Linked DNA regions of Mus musculus: regions 1 and 3 are each linked to region 2. The links are chromatin loops, found by intact Hi-C in ENCODE. Cell type or tissue: heart. All regions are shown on one strand.

Evidence for each region. A loop is a pair of places that touch in the nucleus more often than their neighbours do. Peaks named below come from ENCODE experiments on the same cell type or tissue, not always from the same donor. Only the 100,000 strongest peaks of a DNase experiment are listed, where the experiment ranks them.
Region 1: a loop joins it to region 2, with 10 times the contacts of the local background. A loop is called at or near these places in 12 of 42 quality-filtered maps.
Region 3: a loop joins it to region 2, with 3 times the contacts of the local background. A loop is called at or near these places in 2 of 42 quality-filtered maps.

What each region holds. Positions count from the first base shown.
Region 1 is chr5:91,460,837-91,468,836 of GRCm38, reverse strand. No RefSeq gene overlaps it. Among named protein-coding and RNA genes, the nearest start is that of Gm42110, 15 kb to the right of the region's middle. In heart, a CTCF peak has its summit at 3,537 (motif pointing left); no DNase peak of the experiment used is centred here.
Region 2 is chr5:91,856,901-91,864,900 of GRCm38, reverse strand. Gm36357 (a long non-coding RNA gene) reads right to left here and starts at 3,160. Exons shown (of 3, transcript XR_389335.3): 1 at 3,004-3,160. In heart, a CTCF peak has its summit at 3,290; no DNase peak of the experiment used is centred here.
Region 3 is chr5:91,642,723-91,650,722 of GRCm38, reverse strand. No RefSeq gene overlaps it. Among named protein-coding and RNA genes, the nearest start is that of Gm36222, 62 kb to the left of the region's middle. In heart, no CTCF peak of the experiment used is centred here; no DNase peak of the experiment used is centred here.

The DNA.
Region 1 (8,000 bases), 400 kb after region 2:
CAGGTAAAGTAAATCTTCATATCATTAAACAATGCCTGTGCACATCTTTGATCTGCATCTTCACAACTTACCACTATAATTCTAAACTTCTGTGGCTTTTCTCATATCATCACTGTTCACTAGATGAATTGTAAAGGCAAAAATGAAGGTGTGTGCATCTTTGTGTTCACAGTACCTACAAAGACTGGCAAGACATTGCAGAAATGTATAAATGGTAGTGGAGTAAAAAGAAAAATGGGTTTTAATGTAAAACACGTGTTTCAGCTGTTGGTATCTCCATTTATCAGTGTCATTTGGAGCAAGTGCATTAAAGATTTTGACTCCCAATTATATTCTAATACATCCAAGCTCTTAATTTGTTCTAATGTATGTGTTAACCAGAGAATTCAATTGCCTCAATCATTATGAGCCTCAAGAGGCACAATGCATTTGAACAACATTTCAAATGCTGAATGGTATTATGGAAGTGATCAATAATTAGCTATTATTTTCCCTAGGCCCACGACCTATCTCATTTCAGGTTCTTGGTCTCTTTAGCAGAATCTGACAGACTTCCATTTCGTGGAGTGGGTATTAAATTCAACCAGAAAGCAGTTGGTTACATCTATAAGATTTGTGCCGTGTTTGCATCAATATATCTTGCAGGCAGGCTGATCACTGTTAGAGGACATGAGATTTGTAGCTGGGTAATATTAATGCTTATCTTCCTCCTCTAGTAGCATGCAGAGAAGCTTACAACACCATAATGGATATTAGTCAGTAGGGGTGAAGCTTCTGTGAATACATATGAACTCACAAAGACTGTGGCAGCACGCACAAGCCAGATGGGGTCCAGGCACTGACAGGAGGAGTAGACACAGACTCTGACCCATAACCAAGAAGCTATTTACAGTTAATTCCTGATGGCAAAGGGAAAATCACTTTTCTCCAATGGAGTGTCACTGGGTGTATCAACCTCACTCTAGGTCAGGCTCTGGGCCCAGCAGTAGTTGTCCAATCCAAAGTGAACTGCACGGGGTTTTGTTTTTGTGTGTTTGTTCTATAAGCTTTTTGTTGTGTTTGTTTGTTTTGTTGTTGTGGTGGTGTGTCTGTATAAGAGAGGAAGAGGAAGAGGAAGAGGGAGAAGGAGAGGGAGAGGGAGAGGGAGAGGGAGAGGGAGAGGGAGAGGGAGAGGGAGATATGAATTTGTGTGAATAGGGAGATAAATAGGAACTGTGAGACATCGTGAGAGGGGAAATGTGGCCAAAATATATCATAAAAAAATTCAAATATATTTTAAAAATAAAAATAAATCTTAGCAAATGCTGATAAACATAAGAGCAATGACAGGTAGCTTTTCGGAGTAAAGACCCACTCTTTCTCTCTTTCATTACCTTGTTAGCATTTTTCCTGAACAAATATGCATATTTGATCAGTTATCTTTTTTTTCCCCTAACAGAACAAGAATAGATTAAAGGAGGCTAGGAAGACTCTCGAGAGTTAATTTATTTCCCTCTGTGGAAAAGTGCAGTTATTTCTGTCTCCTTATGTCACTGAGTAAATGCACCTCAGCGAACACAATGCAGGACAACTTTCATACTGAACACAACAGAATGTTGGTGTTGTTGTTTAAGGGTGTCATTATGTAGACAGTGCTGGCCTCAGAATTAGAAATCTGCTTGCCTCTGCTTCTGATGAAGTGCTGCGACTGCAGATGTGCGCCATCATGCCCAGGGACAGTTTGACTTTTATGCCTTTCAGTGTCTTCTATTTTTTTGGTTTGGGGACCACAATGGATTTGTGGCATCTGAGTCACAGCCTTGTACTAGTGAAAGACTTTGTCCCTGAATATTTATTTTATGTTCATTTTTATTTGCCTACCAGGCTGGTATTCCTGCATTCCACTCTTTCCTACAACTAAAGGCAGAAAACATTCATTCTCGAGTAAATAATTTTTTAGTAAGCTGGCAAAGTAGGTGTATTTACCAGTGCTCTATTCATGTCCACTCCTCCCAGAGCTGCTGTATTTCCCTCAGTCTGCCCCTCACACACTCTCCTCCACAAAGTGCTCTGAGTCCTCTCTGCTCTCATTACCAAAGCCTTTATCCAGCTTCTGAAAGAGCAAACGAATCCTGTTCCCTAACAATTTACATGTTGAAGCTTTATATCCCAGTACCTCAGAACATGACTGACTTTGGGGACAGAGTTCTTAAAGTGATGATGGAATTCAAACAAGTCTGTCAGAATGAACCCTAATTCAACTTAATGTCCTTAGAAGAGGGAGCTGGACACTTGTGATATAACTGCACAGGCAGAGGCCATGTGAATGCATGGCAGAGAAGGCAGATGGTCACTTACAGACCAGGAAGAGAGGTCTCTGGGCAACCCAAATCTATGAACACCTGACCTTAGACTTCCATCCTCTGGAGCTATATGAAAATAGTCTTTTATGATTTAGGCCATTCAGGTTATAAGGTTCTGTTAAATCATCCTGGTAAACAAATTTTGTCATGAAATTCCCAGCATCTTGTGTGATTCGGGTCTAGGAAAGAGGTAGAGAGCAAAGGTCAGAGAATGAAATAGTACACAGTCAAGAAAAGAAAGAGGGAAATTGGGGAAAAGTTTGAAGTAGATGTCAGTTCAGTTACTAAAGTAGATGTAGACTTTAGTTACTAAAATCTGGGCATCCAGAAGTGATTTAAAGAAATCTTCTCACCAGCTGCTTTCCTTAAGTGCTTGTAGAACCATGGTGTGGAAATCTTTTGATATTTTCTTATGTTCTTGGCTCTTACATTCTGATTCCACTGAGTTCATCATGCTCATTCCTGCTCTGAGAGTCAATCAATATGCTCGTCATCAAGGCTGCATTCCCCATCCTCACCCCCAGCTCCAGAGATTCTGCTGACTTAATCATTATTACTGCGTCAGGAATGCAAAGATGCAGTACGTGCGGGTGTATCTCTCTCTCTCTGTCTCTCTCTGTTCCTCTCTCTGTCCCTCTCTCTGTCTCTCTCTCTGTCTCTCTCTGTCTCTGTCTCTCTGTCTCTGTCTCTCTCTCTTGCTGTTTCCCTAAAAGTGTCACCTAAAAATGTCCTTGGATGTCTTAGTTTACATCTATAATTCTTGGTTGGTTCTGAAGGATGTACTGAACTTTAGAGTTGGACCTTCACAGAATAAGAACCTCCTTATAATATTCTTGCCAAGATGAAGTTTCAAGCTATCAGAGACTTTCATGAGAGCCCATTCAGCATTTCAGCGGACTTGGTTTTCATTTCGTTGCCTTAGTTGTGTCTCATGATCATTTATAAACTTGAGAACCTGCAGAGGGTAACTATGAATCAACCTACCTACCTGCTTGCTGCCTGCCTGTCTGCTTGCCTGCCTGTCTGTCTGTCTGTAATCATCTATTTCTTTATTTTGAATTTTTAATAAGGCCCCAATCCCCTATTAACCTGGGGAAAAAACAGGATGTGGAGGTCTTTAAGCCTTAGAGAACCTCCCTTCTTAGGTGTAGTTCAGCTTGTTCTGTTTTAGACTGACACCTGGTGGTCACACAGGATCAGCCACTGCCTGGACAGTGAAGAATTTTATCCCAGGGAAGAGTGGGCCACATTGTATGTTGCTCTTGCCAGCAAATACTCCAAAGCATGGGTATTTATTTTTCATTTTCTGTTGTTATATAAATCAAAGTGCCTGCTGGGATTTTACTATACTTCTCGAAAGATTTAAAAATAGGATATTTTGACTGAGCACTTCGGCTTTTCTAAATGTGTCTCAAGGAAACATGCAGACAGATTTATGTATAAGCATGTTTCTCAGTGTTATTTATACCCACGAATTTGGAACACCCCACATGTTTAAAAATACAGATTCTTAAAGTCGATGTTCCAGAACACTCTGCTTTTAAAACATGCATAATGACACAGAGAGATGTTTATAATCCACATGAAGTGTATACAGCTAATGCAAAAGCAAGTGACTCCACAGTTTTACTGTAGGGTTTCTGTATATTCCCCTCTTTTCAGGGCATATATCTAACAGTTTTTGAAAGCAAATCAAAGGAACCCAAAATGGTAAATATTTTATGTGCATCATTAACTGCATGGGAGAGTTCAGTCACATTTTCTTTTGAAAGTTATGAGTCCATTGCAACCTTTCCCCTGAAACTGGCGCATAGACATACCAATATAGTCTATTGGTGCAAAAGGTCACGAACAATGGCTTTGCTGTTCTGAGGCAGGAATAATCTGGGAAGCTCACACACACAGCTGCTTCTTTAGGCAGCTAATGGGTCTCGTGGCTGCATCAAAGCATGCTATTTCTTACGTGGCCCCAAAGATTCATTAATTTCTCCAATTAATTTGAGTTAGGCTTTTCTTCCATGCGTTGGTTAGGATGAGGAGGGAGGTGTGAACTGAATCACTGTGCATAAGGTTCAGTAAGCAGAACTGTATTTTAGCATTGAAGACCCCCCATCTCTTCCAGTACTTCTGGGACATAGATCTGACCATTTCAAACAATGCAAATGTATAAATAGATCACCTCACCTGCTTCACTGGTCCTTTAGCCTCAAAAAAGAAAGGTGAATTCAGCTCACAGTTTTTTGTTTGTTTGTTTTGTTTTTGTTTTTGTTTTGTTTTTGTTTTCTGAAGACCTGGAAGCAGCTGCCTAGGGTACCCAGAGCAGCCTGGTGGCTGGCCACACCTACCTGGAAGGGGCCGCATAATGCTTTGCAGCTCTCACATTGATTTGCTTAATACTCTCAGGCATGATTCTTACAGAATGCTTATTCTGTTTTAACATGTCAACCCTATGAACACCAGGCGGCTACTCCAAGAGGAAGATCAGTCCCTGCTAGCCCAATCCGCAGGTTGAGCTTGTCCCAGTGAAATGATACTGGCTTTTTCATTTAGTCAGTTGGTCAGCAAAACAGTGGCAACTATTGCAGAGAAGTTCCTGGTTCCCCATGCACAGGCATTGCATAGGGACTGGTAAACAGAGGTTTCCAGCTCTGGGTGGAAACACATTGTCCAAGCTTGGCATTGAATAACTTCTGCTGAATTCAGAGCAGCAGCAGCCTCCACATGACTATTTTCCATCTTCAAAGTCGTAAAAATATCTAAGTGGTGAACGTTAGCCAACATGAAAAGATAGGGATCCATCCTATAATCAGTTTCCAAATGCTGACACCATTGCATACACTAGCAAGATTTTGCTGAAAGGACCCAGATATAGCTGTCTCTTGTGAGACTATGTCGGGGCCTAGCAAACACAGAAGTGGATGATCACAGTCAGCTATTGGATGGATCACACGGCCCCCAATGGAGGAGCTAGAGAAATTACCCAAGGAGCTAAAGGGAACTGCAACCCTATAGGTGGAACAACATTATGAACTAACCAGTATCCTGGAGCTCTTGACTCTAGCTGCATATGTATCAAAAGATGGCCTAGTCGGCCATCACTGCAAAGAGAGGCCCATTGGACTTGCAAACTTTATATGCCCCAGTACAGGGGAACCCCAGGGCCAAAAAGGGGGAGTGGGTGGGTAAGGGGTTGGGGGGGTGGGTATGAGGGACTTTTGGGATAGCATTGAAAATGTAAACGAGGAAAATAACTAATTAAAAAAAAAAAGAAAAGATAAATGGGCCTGATCATGTACTATCTATCAAGACTTATAAAGTGAAATTTAACAATAGAATACTATGTGTGCTAAAACTTTTTATCTATAGAGTGTTTTCTTGTTTTGTTTCCCTCAATTTCAACTAAAATCACCACAGTGTCCAGCCATAGCTGTGACAATGTAGCTTAGGACAGTGACAGGCTTTCTTACCGTTAGGGATTTTAGCAGACTCTTTAGTTTGTATTTACATTTGTTTCCTGTTATTTTTCTCCCTCTCATGAAGATCCCTGAGAGTCCTCATCTGTCAGGACCCCTCCAGTGTATCCTCTGGTTGTAGTCATAACTACAGCCAGACTTCAGCCCTCATTAACTACTACACCCCAAGGATGGAAAGTTCTGGTTGGATCAAAATTAACAGCTGGCTGGAGAACCCTGATGAAGTTTGATTCTTAGTGATCTATTTTATTTGCATTTTATAATATTTGCTTTTAGCTAATGTACTATCCCAGACATTTAAAGGAACAAACATTAATGTTGCAAAGTATTGCTTTAATCTAGCCTTTCTCAGCTTGTGTAAACCACTTAAGATTCTCATGCTCTTTGAGATGTTATAAATTGCTGAGGTGGGTAGAAACAGAGGGTCCTAGGAACATGTTTTTCCTAAAATGTATTTACAATATATAAATAAAGAAGACATTGATTTTTGTTGTTATTTTGAGATAGTGTGTTTTAAAAAGAAAAAGTGTTTCAAAAGTTCTAAAACAGTTACATGAAGGGACCTTAGGCAAGGGCGAGTGCTCTGACACAGAGTAGGAGGACTACAAATGCATCTTTAGGTCAATGCAGGCAATCCCTTTGTGATGCTTGCCTGTGCTGCCCAGTATGTATTAGCAATTTCCCCACATACTCATGCTACATAATTATGTATACATCAATAAGTTCCTTATTGATTTATGCATGAGAGAAAAGAGTTAAATAAAGACATTTTCAATTGATTTAAATTGGCAAATTGGCCTTTGAAAAATGTGAATAATTGTACCCACTGGTTTGTTAAAAGTTAACAAGTCTGATGGGGCTGGAGAGATGGCTGAGTGCTCAAGAGTACTGCTGCTCTTGTAGAGGATAGGGGCTCAACACCTATATATATGGTGGAAAGCTACAGGGAACCCGACACCCTTTTCAGACCTCTGTGGACAGTAGATATGCTCATGCGTGTAGGCAAAGTACACATAGCATAAGATAAAATAAAAAAATGAATCTAATAAATTGTACTAAAATGTTTGCTTTTCATGACAACACAACGATCCATTTCAACAGCCCAGTGTGGAACCTACTAAATCCTGGCAAGTGTCACTTTGTGCCCTTATCTTCAATGTACACATGCGCACAGAAGGACAGTTTCAGAGGATGTTGTAATGGAAATAAAGGAGACTCGTGACTGGGTATGATGGATGCTTTGACATGAAAACAGCGTTTCCATCACTAACTTTAAAATGCAATTATTAAAAATGGAGGAACAGAAGTATAAATTATTCTTTATATTTGCTCTATTTTACCTTTGACCTTTTCTTGTGGGGCTGTAGGTTGTACCTGTTCAGGACAGTCCTGGTTTGATTCCTAATAAACCCATGGAGGGGCAAGGGCCAGATGAAGGGCTGGAGCCTTCAGATGCTAATGTGCAGTGTTTTGTTTATGTTATCAGGAGTGGTGTTGGAGGCTGAGAATCAGCCAGAGTTTTTAAGAGTAAGGTGAATGGAGTGTAGAAAACCCAAACTCAATACTCAAACATGAGAGTACTCTTAAAAACTGAACAACACAAGAGACCCTGAAGGATTTTCTTGCAATGAGACCAAGGCTAGAGATAAAAAGCACCTTGAATCTAGGGATTGGCACATGAGCTTGGGATCATTTAAACAGTTGCGATACAGATGCAGTAGGCAATGGTACTCTTAGATCCAAATCTCTTCTCTTCGCTATAGTAAATCAACCTTTCTTCCTGTTCCCACCATGGAAAGTTCACTCATTTTAACGGTGTTCACCATCTCATGCATCAACTGTGAAGAATGAATGAATACAGAGCCAGAAATACTTCAGCTTAGCATCCATTGCAGGTTGGTGCTCCATAAATATTACCAGGTACTAGCAAGCCGAGGGAGATACTAGACTGAATAATGCCAGATGAAGGTAGAGTAATGCAGTACTTAGCAAGAAGCTGTAGAATTGGATACACTTGGGAGAGTTATTGGCTCTTTCTTTTCACTACTAAAATTGCTTTTCTGTGGAAGACAACATGACAGGTTTATCAAGTGCTGAGCACTTCGCTGCCTGTGGCAGGTTAAGGCTAGACCACCTTGGCTTTTCAAAGTCAGAGGGAGGATGGATGGGCTTGTGGACGAAGAAT
Region 2 (8,000 bases):
CTTATTAGCCTACTGATATCACATATGACAGAGGCAAGCAGAAAGGGATGGAGGTATAAAATAGTATTGATTTTTACAAAGATCAATGCTGTTCCTTTGGAAGGAACTGCACAATATTGAGGGCTCCGCACTGGTTTCTTGATCTGGTGTGGTTAGTACTGAGCAGTGACACTGACTGGATTAGACTGAGTGGTAAGGGACTGATGTCCTGGCCCTACAGAGCTGCCATCCTTGGTACCAGAGGCACGTGGATCAGGAGCTGTCATGTCACTTAGATGATGGACAGAGGAGAGCTGGGAATCCATCAGATGCATCATCCTGTCCATCTGGCTCTTGGCTCCGCCTTTGAAGTAGGTAATTTGCTGTGAGCATCCGATGAGGCACAACACCCCTGTTTTGTGTCCATAGATTCACCTATAGACTTTTTACAAATCAGCTTTTACCCTTGTTGCCTTTAGGCCTATAAGAACCCAGTTAAACCATTAGTGGATAACTAAGGACCTGTTTAATCCACACCTCAGGCCACTTTTGCAAACAATCATGCTGCTTTGGAATTTCACACTGGAGGAAATTCTCTTACCCTTGTTTTCTGAGACTCCCAGGAGGGGGCTGTGGTATGGTAGTGGTATCATTTCATGTGGATGTTGTGAACTGGGTCTGGTCTAAGTCTTCTTGCAGCCTTTTTTTCACAGGGACCTGCTCATAAAGGCCTATGCAAGGTTCAGGGTGTCTTACCACTGGGTGTCTCAGACATAGTAGATCAGAAATATCTCCTTTGTGAGTTTGCTTTCTTTAGTACTTCTCTTCAGAGCTGTCTTCTTCCTAATCCCAATCCAGTTATTGCACTGATTTATTTTGGCTCTGAGTATCAATCGTTGGTACACAGGCAGGATTTGGCCCACCACAGGGGAAAGTTGGAACTAGAGAGAACACATTGATATGTTGCTAAACGGACCAGCCTTTGTATCAAATGTCTACTCACCAATAGACTTTTCACAGCACGCTATGTAATTGGTGTATCAGTAAACTCTGAAACCAAATGGCCTACAACCAAATCCAAGCTCTACCACCATGCTGAGGCAAGCCTTTTGGCCTCTCTGTTTTCCAGTGTTATCCATCAAATGGGCAAAATATTTTGTATGTTATTTTTATAAAACATGTATTATATAACTCTTGCAAGTGTTAAAAGCTTACTGTATATAAACTACTTGGAAGCTACCCTGATATAGCCTAAGTATCTTGTATGTATTTGTTATTATTTTTGTTTTTAATAATATCACCCAAAGAGTCAATGTGTCTTTTCCCTAAGAGCAAAATAATTTACATATATTCTTACTTACCTTCTACTGCTGTGATAAACATCATGATTAAATGCAACTTGGGGAAGAAAGGGTTTATTGCATCTTCCAGCTCCCATTTTACAACAATCTGCCACTGAGGGAAGTTGTGGCAGGAGCCTAAGGCAGGGCACTGGAGGCAGGACTGACACAGAGACCAGGGAGGAGTGCTGCTTACAGACTTGCTCATCGTGGCTTGCTCAGCCTGCTTTTTTACATAACTCAGAGCCCTCTGACCAAGACTTTCACTGCCCAAATGAGCTGGGTCCTCCCACCATCGATTGTTAATCAAGGAAAGGCTGCCACGGACTTGTCTACAGTCTGGTGGAGGCAGTGTCCCAATCTGAGGGAGGCAGCCCCTCAATTCTAGTTTGCTCTTCCCAGATGATTTTAGCTTGTCTCAAGTTGAGGGAAAAAACTCTAATCATCACACTATGTTATGTTCTAAATGTTTCTTTTGTCTTATGTGTATGATGTTTTACGTGTGTGTTTGTGCACCACACGCACGCCCAATGCCTGTGGAGGCCACAAGAGGGAGTTGGATTCCCTGGAACTGGAGTTACAGATGGTGGTGGGTGTTTGAAATTGAGAACCTGGGTCCTCTGGAAAAGCAGTCAGTGTTCTTAACAACCAAACCATCTCTCTATCCCACAAAGTGTGTTTTAAAAGGCTTCCACTTAATGAAGGTGTGGATTTCAAAAGTTTGGGGGGGTGTTGGAGTAGGGGGGGAACAAAGACTTATTTACATTACTTAAGCACTTCAAAGTTTGATATTTAAACTAGGTTAAGAGATCAAAAAGACCAATCTAGACTGCACACGTAAAGATGGGAGTCACTGTGGCCCATATCCATGCTCCATTCGAGGTGAGATTCTGCAGTTCTTCTGAGCAGGTAATGGAATCTATAGAAGTAGTTTATTAACTGCCACATGGCTCAGCTGACACTTATTAAGGTTCAGGCCTGTGAATGGTACATTCTAGAGCCAGGCAAGTTAAAGACACGAAGCAGCCTAAATCGGAGCTGCTGCTGCTAGCTGAACCACAGATCTGAGCAATACAGGAAGTAGATAGCTGTGTCAGGGTGAGGGCATGGTGACAGGCACCAAGTGTGGAACAAGACCTAACCTCTACCCAGGGCTGACTCTATGTCACACCAAGTCACTTCATCTTGATGACAGCACTGCTATAGGGTTGTAGATAATAGGAGCACTGCTGGCTTCTGTTAGTCACAGGCACAAGGGACATCTCAGCCAAAGTCCTGCAGATCATTGGATAAAGACCACGATAGACAAAGCCAACTCCCTTTACAGACCTTCTCCACCGGGGTTTCTCAGGAGGGACTGATACTGTCACTAGACAGAAGTTCACAGCACTTAGCTTAGCTTTTGGATGTGAAAAAAGCCGGAAGCAGAGCGTAAACAGCAGGGTCTGGGGTCCCATCACATGCGTGCTGAGCTGGATTTGGACCTCAGATTCAATCCTCTTATCCCCCCCTAGGAAGTACTGAAGGCATGAAGAATCCACAGACTTACAGTGTGTCCAACGTGGCACTGGCTTCTGCCACCACTGGGATTGCTGCCAACGTCTTCTCAGGTGGCCTTTCAGCAGGCCTTGATTATCTTGGAAGCCCTGGTTAACGAAGCCGTGGGGATCAGGTTCCGTCTTACCTGTGTCTGTGCCTCTTGCATCTGTTTTCCTACTCACATCCAATGAGAGGAAGACAGGAGTCTCAAGAGAATAAGGAGGGTGTTCTTCCACATTAGTGACAAATGTCTCCTCACGTCTCAGCTGGAATACCTTAGGCACCTATGTCTGAGCCATCCTCCAGCAAGAGTACGGGATTGCTCTGACTGGCTGGAACTAACCAGGCCCCGCCCAGGAGCTGCAGCTAGAGCTAGTGTTTCCTCAGCTGCTCACCTCCTCTGCCTCTGGTTTACTGTTGCTGTTTCAGCACTAGAGGGTGACTTAAGCTCAGGTTTGCCCTAACTCTGCTCTTGTAGTGTTTAGAAAGAATGATGAGAGTGCTCTATCCCACAAGCTTCTACCCTAGGCCAGTGTCATCCTACCTCTCTCTTCTGCAGTCACTGGGCTGTGGTTAGAATAGGGTGGCATTCCAACTCTGCTCCACACCAGGCAGAGACCAGCCTCAAAGTCCTATAGATGATTTGACACTTCTCTTCCCCCAAGCAATGGTTTTCTTTGTGTTATGCTTCTTTGGTGGGGAACAGGCAGGGGATGGACAGGAGACTTCCCGGTCTGTAGTGCTGGAGCACTGGCTCACACCTGGAGCCTACATCCTACCAAGAATGGTACAGCGAATAGTCAAGTTCAAGGATCACATGGCTGCCTGCTGTTGAGGAAGACTGTTGGCCCCAAACTGCAAACTTCTTCCATTAATGTATCTTTTTTTTTCTTTCACTGTATTAAAGAAAACTAGGCCCTGCTGTCACATCTATTTTCTTTTGCTCTTAGGAAGTTAGGTCGGAATGTGAGTAGCTATGAATATCATAGGGAGATGACTGCTGGATGGTGTTTCTCATCTGGCTTGCTCTGTTCATGGCAAGATCTACTCTTCATATTTAAAGCGTTTGAGCATTGACACAACACAGGGAGAGAGCCATAGGGACACAGAAATAGGATGAGAGTGATGTACCTACCAGCCAAGGAAGGTCAAGGGTTGCCAGGAAACAAGCCAGATGAGAGAATCTCCCTCACAACCCTCAGAAGGGTCCAGCTCTGTCATTGCATCCCAATGTCTAGTTCAGCCAGTGGCAACACATTTCTCTGTTGAAGACACCTCGGTTCAGGTGATATGTTATTACAGCAGAGGGGACCAGCACAGCTGTGTGCAGGCTCTGTACTTCAGTGTGGCCGAGAAGGATTCTATCTCATTACTGAATTTGTTCTTCAGCTGTGTTGATCCAGCTGTCCCCAGCCATTTGTAGTTTCAGACTTAAGATCCATGACAAGTTTGCTTTCAGAATAGTCTGTCTTTATTCCACACATAGAACAAATTGGTGTTTCTTTGCCTATCTGATGCTTTTATTTCAAGCTGGATTAGAGGGATTAGATAGAATTAGGTCTAGTTGGGGTTTACATATTAAATGTACCAGATAAGATTTTACTCATCGATGAGTAACAGGAATCACAATGAAGTATGATTTATGTAAGTATTTTATTTTTTAAGTTATGAATTTAAAAGTGTATAAAAGTGAATCTAGAGTTGGCATTTAGGGTCCTGGCTTCTTTCATCTTAGTATCCTATAATTCTGAGCACACAGACATCATCGTTTTTGGAGGCAAGATGGCTGCTTCACTTCATTGCATTGGACATTCTTGGCTATGAGAAAGAATGCAGAGTTTAAAAGGGAAGAATGGATGTCTATGTTATGCAGTCTCTGATTGAATATGACAAAGGTTCAAGATGTTTGAAAGATGAAGTTTATGGCTCATATTAATGACTGAGCCATCTCCTGATCCCATAAACACATACTCTTAGTATATGTTTCTGGCTCTTCTTTAAATCAAAATAGAAACTCCATTGGAGGAAAAGATCATGTTTTTAGTTAGCACAAAATTAGTATGTAGCCAAACTTTTGGCTACTCTGTGGATTCTTCTTCCTTCCACCTTTCTTCATCCTTCTTCATCCTTCTTCAATCCCCTAACACTAGATGGGAGAGGGAAAAAGATAGAGGGGGAAAGATGTGACCATTAGACTAATTCCTTCTGACTAGGGCTGTCCAGTTCCTTGATCTTCACCATCAGAGTATCTAATTTCATTTTCTTCCCATTTCTTCTTTACTCCTGACTACTTAACAAACTGCATCCAACACCAACCAACAGCAACCAACCAACAACCAGCAACCCACCACCTCTCAGGGCTCTAGCATTTATATACCTTCTGAAGATTCCTCGGGATTCCAAATGCCTCACACTCACATAAACTATCTGCAGCTGGCAAAACCATGCCTCTGCTAGAGCACAAGGCAATCACAGTCAGCTGCTGTGGACAATCTGAAGCAGCCCCTATCCTATGCCTGGGATTAAAACAGACACATGTTCTTATAATATTTCTGTATTAAAAAAAAACAAAATTCTGATTACAGTAGTAGATTTCCATGTGGCTTTTTCTTTCTTTCTTTTTTTTTTTAAAGATTTATTTATTTATTTATTTATTTATTTATTTATTATATGTAAGTACACTGTAGCTATCTTCAGATGCACCAGAAAAGGTCATCAGATCTCATTACAGGTGGTTGTGAGCCACCATGTGGTTGCTGGGATTTGAACTTCGGACCTTCGGAAGAGCAGTCGGGTGCTCTTACCCACTGAGCCATCTCACCAGCCCCCATGTGGCTTTTTCATTTGCTCTGTTTTGGCTGACCAACCCTACCACTCACTCTCCCTCAGAATTCATTGCCCCTCCCTTCCCCTCCACCCCCCACCCCACCCCCATCCCATGGCTCCATTCTTGCTACATGGTCTTTAAGGCACTTACTCCAACTTAATCACAGCTATCTAAAATGTCAAGTTTAAAGTCTGCACATGAGAGAGAGAACATAGCATGATAGTCTCTCTGGTCCTGGGTCGCCTCACTCCGTGTAATATTTTCCAGTTCTATTCATTTTCCTATAAAGTTCACAGAATTGAATTTTACATTTAGAATGCCACATTTTTATTTTCTATTCATCTGTTGGTGAACTTCATGGCTGATTCCATCTTTTAGCTATTGTGAACATAGCAGTGACAAACTCGAATGTACAAGATAGAGAACTTCGGGTGTTTGCCTGAGAATGGTATAACTGGGTCATATGGCATCTCTATCGTTAACTTTTTGAGAACCCCCCATAATGACTTCCAAAGTTACTGTACCAGGCAGGTTACACTCCACTCAATAGCAAATAAGGGCTCCTTGTTTTTCACGTCTTCACCAGCATCTATGATCGTCATAAAAGCAACTCTGCTCCCAGAAATCATATTTCAACCCAAAATTCCAGTGCTAGATATAGGACACCTCCCTATGAGTTGTTGTCTAGTTGTCCCACAAACAACATAGGCTATTGTCACTGCCCCCAGGAATAGACAGTAAGAGCCTGTTGCTGCAGAAATTACACACACTGGACATAGGACAGAATGAAATTAAGATGCAACAAAGCAGAAAGCTCCTTTCTACTGGCTTGCACTTATAGCTGATCATGCTATGCAGGCTGCTGTGGGAGAAGTCGGTAGTGATCATACCATACTATAGACCTAACCTGTTACAATAATGAGCTGCCTGGCAAGATATGCTCACTGGTGGTGTGAATGTTTTTGGGGTAGCTACCCACTTCCTAATTGGGTTTGAGGCCTGTTCTATGGGAGGAAATGGATGCCCAGCACTGTAAAACTGATCAGAATCATACTGTTAGGAAGGTCACAGGCTTTGTGGAAGAATCTACTGGTGTTTTGCTAAATGAAAGTATGATTAAATGCCTTAATATTTGTATTTATTTGTGCAGACCACTGCTACTCTCAGCCTTTTTGGCAGTCAGAAATGGTCACAACAGCTACTCACAACTAGCCCATGTATAAAAAATAAGTTATTGTTGAGAACTTGGCTCCAAACGAGACATCTGTTTCACTCACTCATGTAGAAGAGAGGATGGAAGGACTTGGGAGCTGAAGGAAGAAGAGTAGTGTGTTGGGAAACTGTCTTCAGGGTATGATATGGTCATTGCAATTGTGAACACATAGCAGCTGTGACTGTCTATGTGGAGCCAGAGAGAAAGAGAGAAGGAGAGAAAGGAAGAAAGAAAGAAAGAGAGAAAGAAAGAAAGAAAGAAAGAAAGAAAGAAAGAAAGGAAGGAAGGAAGAAAGGAAAGGAAAAGAGGAAGGAAGCAAGGGAAAAAGGGAGAAAGAAAGAGAAAAAGGAAGGAAGGAAGGAAGGAAGGAAGGAAGGAAGGAAGGAAGGAAGGAAAGAAGGAAGGAAACTCTACAAGGTAGGAGGAGGACTAACTGGAAAGAAAAAGAGGGTTAGTGGAGGTGGGGTCTAAGACTCAGTGGTCAGGATGAATATAACCACACTGCATTTTATACAAGAATGATATTGTCAAAAACTTTACAATGATCTAAAAACTGAAAGATCTGTGAAGACAGAGTCTTCTTGTTGGTTGTCTTCATGACCTGAATGTTATCTGGTATGTAAATGATGCTCAATGGAAGATGGTCCGATGGATAGATCAGCGTTTTTAGTTTTTAACTTTGTCTTTTGATTTTTGTAATTGTTTCATTAGGCTTCAAACTTACTAATCCAGCTAACGTTTAGTTTTGACCTTAGTATTCAACCAAACAAATGGAATTGAAGCTGTGGCTTTGGTGTCGTGACCTGGGGTGTAGATGACCAAACACCAAGAAGTGTTCAACCTTCACTGTTGAGGGAGGAATTGCAGAATGAGGTGCTACCACAAGATGACTAGAGTAAGGTGAATGACAGCTCGTTCTTTCTTCTCTTTTCTCTTCTTTTCCTTTCTTTTTCTTCTCAGTTGAAGTCAATCATAACATCCAACAGGTCTGAGAGATGCCTTGTCAGATATACCTTCACAAAACATGTTAAAATAGGACAGAGAAATGACTAGGGTACATTTAAACATCTACTGGAACATACAACACCAACAAACAGGACTT
Region 3 (8,000 bases), 210 kb after region 2:
AAACTTGGGTCCTTTGGAAGAGCAGTCTGTATCCTTCATGTCTGACCCAGAATGACCCTTTTCAATAGCTTAGAGCTTCACAAGTGAACCAGGAAGCTGATCTCTCTGAGCTATGGGTATGGGATTTGTTATTAAAAATAATAAGCTGTGTGCATCGCGAGAGGCTAGAGAAATGAAGATCTGAAGGGCGCGTTAAGCACAGTTTATCTGAAAGCCAGGTCCATCCAGCCACCCTTGTGAGAATGACTGAGAGCTGAGAAGGTCAGTAGGAAACTGCTGCTTGCTTGGCTTCCCAGCCATGCATCCATCCATGGAACAGCAGAAGGAGCCATCAGGAAGGAGAGCTTGAGCTTGGACAGCAGTGAGTGGCAATGTGCATCCCACTGGCCGGGTCCTTGTCACCGTAGCCAAGCACAGTGACAGTCAGAGAATAATGGCTGGTGGGCCATCTCTAGCCTCCATGCACAATCTATTTGTTAAATATTTTATTTTAGCTTTTGAAATAAAATATAATTACATAATTTCTTCTCTCTTTTCACTTCAATCTCCCCCTCCCCTCATGCTCATGGCCTAATTTTTTAAAAATTTCAATATATATTATATTGATAAATATATTAATGTAATCTGTTCAGCCCATATAATGTTACTTGAATGTATATGATTTCAGGGCTCACAACTTGGTTGGCTAATAAGCTGGTGGGCTTTCCCCTGGGTAAGACCATTTCTCCTGCCCTCAGCATTCTTTGGTTGCCTCTAGTTCTTTGTCTAGGGTCCCACAGTCCCTTTTTTATTCTCTTGGTTTCTGTGGTTACTCCAGGTTATATATTCATATCTGAAGATTTGGAGTTAGTAGCCACAGATGAGAAAGAACAAGTGACATTTGTCTTTCTGGGTCTGGTTTATCTCACTCAACATTATCTTTTCTAGACGCACCCATCTATCTGCAAATTTTATGCATTAATTTTTCTGTACACCTGAAATAGTATCCCATAAAATAAATGTACCACATTTCCATCATTCATTTGTCAGTTGAATGACATTTAGGTTGTGTCCATTCCCTAACTATTGTGAGTAGAGCAGCCAAACATAAGAACACATAGCTACATTCACATGATATTTTATAAAGACAAAGACGCCAAGAACATATGGTGGGGAAAGGAAAGCATCCTCAACAAATGATGCTAGAAAAACTGGATATCCACATGCAGAAGAATAAAATTAGACCTGTATCTCCCACTTGCATAAAAGTAACTTAAAATGGATCAAAGACCTAAACCTGAAGCACTGAACTGGCTAGAAGAAAACACAAACTGAATCTTACATCATAGATGTGTAGGAAAGAACTTCCTGACTAGGTCCTGATTTGCTCAAGAATTAAGGCCAATAATTGATATGTGGGACCTCATTAAAACAGCAGCAACAGCAATCAGAGTAAACTAACAGAATGGGAATCTTTGCTAGCAATACACTTGACAGAGGATTAATAGCAAATACACACACACGTACACACACACACACACACACATGAAAAAAAACTCAAAGGATAAAAAATACCAAAACAACCCCTCGCCCCCAAGCAAACCCATTCAGAAAACAGGCTATAGAACTAACAGAGTTCTCAAAAGAAGGAATGAGAAGTATCTAGAAATAAAATAAAAGTTAAAAGTTCAGCTTCCTCAGCTGTTAGGGAAATGCAAATCACAATGACTTCGAGATTTCATTTTACCTGAGTCAGAGTGGTAAATCAACTAAACTATAGACTACCAAGGCTGGCGAGGATATGGGGAAGAGAACCCTTATTTTCAGTCAGTGGGATTCCAAATTGGCCCAGCACTCTGGAAATCAGTTTGAAGAACCCTTGGAAACTAAAACTAAATCTGCCATCTAGTTTAGCTATACAACTCCTTAGCATTTAACCCAAATACTCCACATCCTACTCCAGAGACACTTCCTCAGCCATGTTCAATGCTGTGATTCCATTTTATTAATTTTTTATATGGAATATTTGCTCATGAGAATTCTAGGAAATATTTAAGTATTACCAGATTGATAGAACAGGCAAGCATACCAAAAAATCCATTTTATAGTTGACTCCTTTTGGCTTTAATTTAATCTATTCCCTACCCCTCAAGAAATGCCAAACATTAGTTTTCAATTATGATTTTAAAATGTCCAGAGTTATGTAAAGTATTCTAAAGGGGTCAGTGCCTCAGACTCAAAAGGAAAGGTCTTGTAATGGCATCAAATGTTCTTTTTCTTACAAATAGAAAGGGGAGCCTTTATGTGTCATGATCTGTAACTTAAATTCAGGCACACACTGGCCCTTATCATACTTTATTCATTTGTTGGTTAGTTGCCCCTTCTCCTAGATTCTAAGTTTCTTGAAAATAGAGAGTGGTTTCTCTTGCCATCTCTTCCTGGAGCCCCTTAGGATACTGATGACAGAATCTTTTCAAGTCTGGTGCCTTTCAAGTCTGAGGCATCCTGGAGTACTGTGGCTAAAGATTCAACTAATAAGCACAACTTCTAAATTATTTAGGAGAAGTTATATGTTAAGGTTTTTGGAGTTCTTAAGGCCAAGTCCTTAACCGTTTCTTTATGAATCTGGCTTACCTCCCTTTTGCAAGGCTTACAGCACGGCTGTGGCCGGGCTTATATCAAGATTGCAGAGGTTATCATATCTGCCATCTTTCTGATCAGTGGGAAAGGGGAGGGGCCTCTGTTCTTAAAGGATTTAAAGCATGATGAGTCTGGGCTGATGGATGACAGCACTGATCAATAATTTTGGATCCCAGGGAATACCATGGCTTATTCTTGGGGAGAGGCAAAAAACCCAGGATGGCAAGGTGAAGATATTGTCACTTATGGGCCTTCTAGGATTTCATAAGGCTAGAGAAGTGAGCAGGTGTTTGTTTTCAGCAGAGGAGATTCAAGGGACTCTGAACATTTACTCGGTAGTCTAACAGTCCCAGTTCACAGAACAGAGACGCTTAGCTCTCACTTTAAGAAGCTGAAATCTCCAACAGGATGAGGTGTTAGAGAATATAGAGAGCAAAGGAAATAAAATGGTCTTTGTGATTACGTAAGGGTGAGATGTTCAGGGAGATGAAGGTACTTAGCATCTCCATGTACCCCTGATAACCATTGTATTTAGGACCTCAGTGACCCAGTGGGATCCATGCTCACTGACTTACATTAATGCCATGGCCCAGCTTACCAGGACTCTCTTTTCCTTATTAAACCTTAGCTGGAGTCTTCTTCCATTCAGGCAATAGAGCGAAGGTCAATAGACTGGTGGCTCATAAATAATTGAAATGTATTTTTCACAGTTCTGGCAACTTGTGAAGTCTGAGCTGTAGGTAAAAGCAAATTTAGCTCCTAGTGAGAGCCTTCCTCAAAGACAGTGGTCCTGTTTGTGCCAGAAACCTCTCTGGAATTCTTCTCTAGGATGCTTTCATAAGAGCCCTAATCTAGTTCTTGAGGGTTCCATTCCCCATGACCTAATCACTTCTCAAATCTCTTAAAAATAGTTTGTAAATTATGTTTTTATTCTCTTGATGACTTCATACATGTATATAATACCGGAAAAAGAAACAACCATTTTGTAAATAGATTTCACATGTTTTCATTAGAAGATAAATTCTGTTTTGTTTGTAACAAGCCAAATGCACTTGAGGTATTTGTGTGTTAAAGGATCACTTAGGTGAGGTGTTTGGCCCATCTCTACCACTCTGCTCCAATCAGCTTTGGGTCTCAGAAAGCCCAGTCATTGCTGCAGGCAGTGACAGATTTTACTCCCAGGCTACCTAAGGAATGAGATGGAATGACAGAGGCAAGATCCCTTTAAATGTCAGACATCCCTTCCTTTCCACAGTGCTCTGTATATCTTTATGTTGGGTAGGTAATGAGAGGCCCACACTCCAGGCTCAGCTCTTAATTCTTCAAGATAACTTTCCTCTCCTCCTCTATCTATATATGGTATTTTATTTCAACTGAACTCTTGCATTCAATTCTTGCAAAAATTTAGCAGTTACTTTCTGCTTATTTTACATAGGTATGTATGTATGTATGTATGCATGTATGCATGCATGCATGTATGTTAATGTTATTTTAACCCCCAGTTTGTGGTGAACATTTTACAGTCATGCTTTGTCATAATCCTAAGTAGTTTACAGGTTAGCTTAGCTTAGCCTAGCCTCCATGCAGATATGTCTTTGGATACCTAATTATTTTTCTTTGCAGTTCTGAGACTTATAGGCTCTCCACCTACATTACATTTCCATCTACTTGTACTGGAGGTGAGGTCATTATAGACAATTGTACATAGGAAGTCTTGGGCTTTGAATATTTCTTCATAATTCATTGCTACCATTATATCTCCTTGGTGTCATGATTTATATTTGTTATTTCTCAATGATCCATCTTAGTTTTTGAAATGATGGTATCATCGCACCACCCCCCATCCCTTTTCATGCTTTGCATGCTCCCATATCCTCTACCTTGTTCTCTTTCCAAATTCATGGCCTCCTTTTTCATTACATGCCTATATGTATGTTTGTTTATTTATATTAATTCTACTCATCACATGAGTTTCCAATTTCATTAAAATGACCCCAAGACTTAACAGTTTTGAAGTGAAAAATGAAATAACAGTGATTAGATAAATTTTATAATTTAGAATGCATGAGCAAACTTCCACAATATGGACTGTCAGTACAATGAATATACACTGGGAAGTTACATGATTTGGGGCAAATAACTCTTTGAGTTTAATGAGACTTCACACATACCCAAAGATAGTATTAGAAAATATAACAATAAATAATAGGACTTTGAGTGTTACTGGACTAGCAACTTAAATTTCTTTACTAGCTTGTTGCCTGTTGTAAACTGCTACCTTAGGATTTTCTTGTTGTAAAACACATGACTATGGCAACTCTTAGAAAGAAGAACATTTATTTGGGGATGTCTTATAGTTTCAGAGATTTAGTCCCTTGTTGTCGTGGTGGGAAATGGTTCTGTGCAGGCAGACATGGTGCTAGAGAGGAAGCTGAGAGTTCTACATCTGGATTGGCAGACAGCAGGAAGTTAATGTCATATTGACCTAGCTGGAGCAATTTAGAGCTCAAAACCCACCTCCTAGTGAAGTGCTTCCTCCAACAAGACCACACCTACTCTAACAAGGCCACATCTCCTAATAGTGCCCCTCCCTATGGGTCTATGGGGCCATCGTTATTCAAACCACCATAAATGGCATTAACTATGGGCACAAGGCCATTGTTGTTTTTGCACATTTTCCTAAATATAATCTTTTACAAAGTTCTCAGTAACAAAAACTTCAGGTACACAGAAGAAACTAATCCTCAAATGACTGTAACTTGAATAAATGATTCACTGTTCTTCTCAAGTCTGGGAGCAGGCGGTTTAGCAAGTGTTGACACAGGGCTACAAGACGCCATTAGAACAATAGATTTCTTTCTCATTGTGAAGCCATCTTCACTTTTGTCTTCACAGTTACTTCATAGCCAAGATGGCTGCTGGTACAGCAGCCATCACAGTCTTAATCCACTGTTGGAAGAGGGAAGGGTGAACTCATTATTCTCCTGAGGAGACTTCCTAGTGGCTCTTCACAGACAAATGATGATTCTCACATGACAGAAGTTAGTCTTTTTCTGAGTATCACAATGTCGCTCTGAAACAGGAAGTTCGGAAATAGAGGAGGAAGAGGGAATTGGAAATAGGTAGCAATTTGATCCATAAGTAACCTCTGTAGAGAACAAATCCATCTGCCAAAAGTAAGTAAAATATCAGGCTTTCCATATAGTAAGAAACTTACTGAAGTAGGTGGATCAATTGAAGTATTGCTACCTATGACAAAAGGGTATAGAAATCATATTAATATCATAAATTTAATCATGGTGTTAATGATGACTATCATGTTTGGAGGTAAATGGTTAATTTCTTTTGAAATAGTTCTTTTGTGTATTACCCAATATCAAGGAAATATGATGTGGTGGGCAGTTACCACAAGTTTAGGTTCATAGAAAATACAGTGCTTTGCATGGGGCAGGACCACTGCAATTCAGTTTAAACTGGATTCTGACACTTATCAGGCTAGATTAGCTTAAAATTGCTTGAAAACTTAAAAAAAAAATAGTCCTGAAACCCCTTGTCCTAGGAAATCTTTGCTCACTTAGTGAATGGCTTTGTAAATCATTACATAGGTAGAAATATATATTAAATATCTCAGATGAATGGTGCTGAATGCATGCGTTTCAGGTAGTGGAAGGGACCAGTTGGTGGGCATATGGTTCACAGATTTTGATTTGAGAAGGCATAGTGAAGGCTGTAAGCACAGCTAGTGTGACTTAGCATCTCATGTTCAAGCGATACTTTAAAAACTCGGCAGCAATAAAATCTCCTGATGCTCCATGAAACATAGCAAGGTCATGGTTCATGGTGATGGCAGAACTGTGAAGCATCCTTAAGATGTAAACTGGACAGTGAACAGCTGACACTTTGTGACCCGGTGAGATTTTAAACGGGGAATCCAGATTAACCTCTTTGAAATTCTGATGGATAGAGCTGTGAAGTAATGCGTGGGTATTGCTTTAAGCTAAATTTGTGGTAACTTTTAGTATAACAACAGACTATTAAGATCACGTGCTCTAGAGGGTAGAGAGCAAACCCTCAGGGCCTACAGCACGATGACACTTTTAGCTAAATGGCCTGTGGGACACTGGAACGTAATCTTCAAAGTATGGAGTTGCTACTGAGTGATACCTAAGATTGTAAATGTCTGTGGGCCTAAGGCAGAAAAGGGTCTGCAGAAAAGTCGGGCTGTGAGATTCCTTTGACACTAGGTTTGACACCTACCTCAAATGTAGGATGTTTTCTACCTTTAGGGTGATGCCAATATCACCAACCAAGAGTTCAGAGAGAATTTGATCTGTGGCATGGGGTTCTACCCAGAACTGCAATGGAACAAAAGACTTGTAGCAAATCGGGTGCAACGGTAGGCACATCATCATGGTGGCCACTGGTCCTTCATGCACTTTGGTATCCAGCAGGTAGTGGAAAAGTGCAGCCAAATATATTCAGTTGAAGTTTTTGCCAAGGTGCTGTCTATAAGTAGGTGTCCTGGGGGGATGGAACACTACACTCTAGAATCACTATTCAGCCCCAGTCAGTGAACATTGTATTGTAATATGTTTTTAAAATGTGCAATAATCTGATCCATGGTAATGAGTCAGAAAATGGTAATGAATTTGCTTGCTACCAACCCAGTAAACTTGTTAGGAAACTGATACTTTCCTGCAACTACAGGTCCCATTCAGTAACACAGTTAGGATTTACTAATGCAGGACTGCTGCTCAGTGGCTTCAAAAGCTGTACCCTGAAAGCAGGGGACAAAGAAAGCTGTCACTCCATGGGCAGGAGTAACAGACACCTATCGGGTGATCCACTCTGGTTGGGTGGTAAGTGTTTGCCCAGGTTCACAGCATATGGAGAGGGGTAGTAACCATGAGCTCAGAAGTCCATGTTACCAGTGAATGGCACCTCAGTCTAGCTACCAAGACAGCAGGTGAAAGGCTTTAGAACTGGTGGCTGAGGACAGGCAAGATGTATGTCTCCAGTAGTCTCAAGGATTGCTATCATGGCTGGGATGATAGTTTATCTAACCTTCCTCTGATAAGCCTCCTCTAGAATACTGGGGATCATCTCCCAGCTTTTGTGTAAAGCAAGCAGAACCAAATGGTGCAGGGAGCTGAGAACAGTGAATATCATGGGCACCAATGGGATTCCTGTCTTTAATTAATGAACCAATTTCTTACATATAGTACATCCTGACCACAGTTTCTTCTCCTTCTTCCCCTGGGCGTGGGTATTTTAAAACTTGGATATATATATTTTTAAAAAACCTAAACCAATGAGTGTATTACTTCTGGACCAATGGCTTTTTCTCTTCCAGACCAATGGCTACTTCTTTTATCACTTCC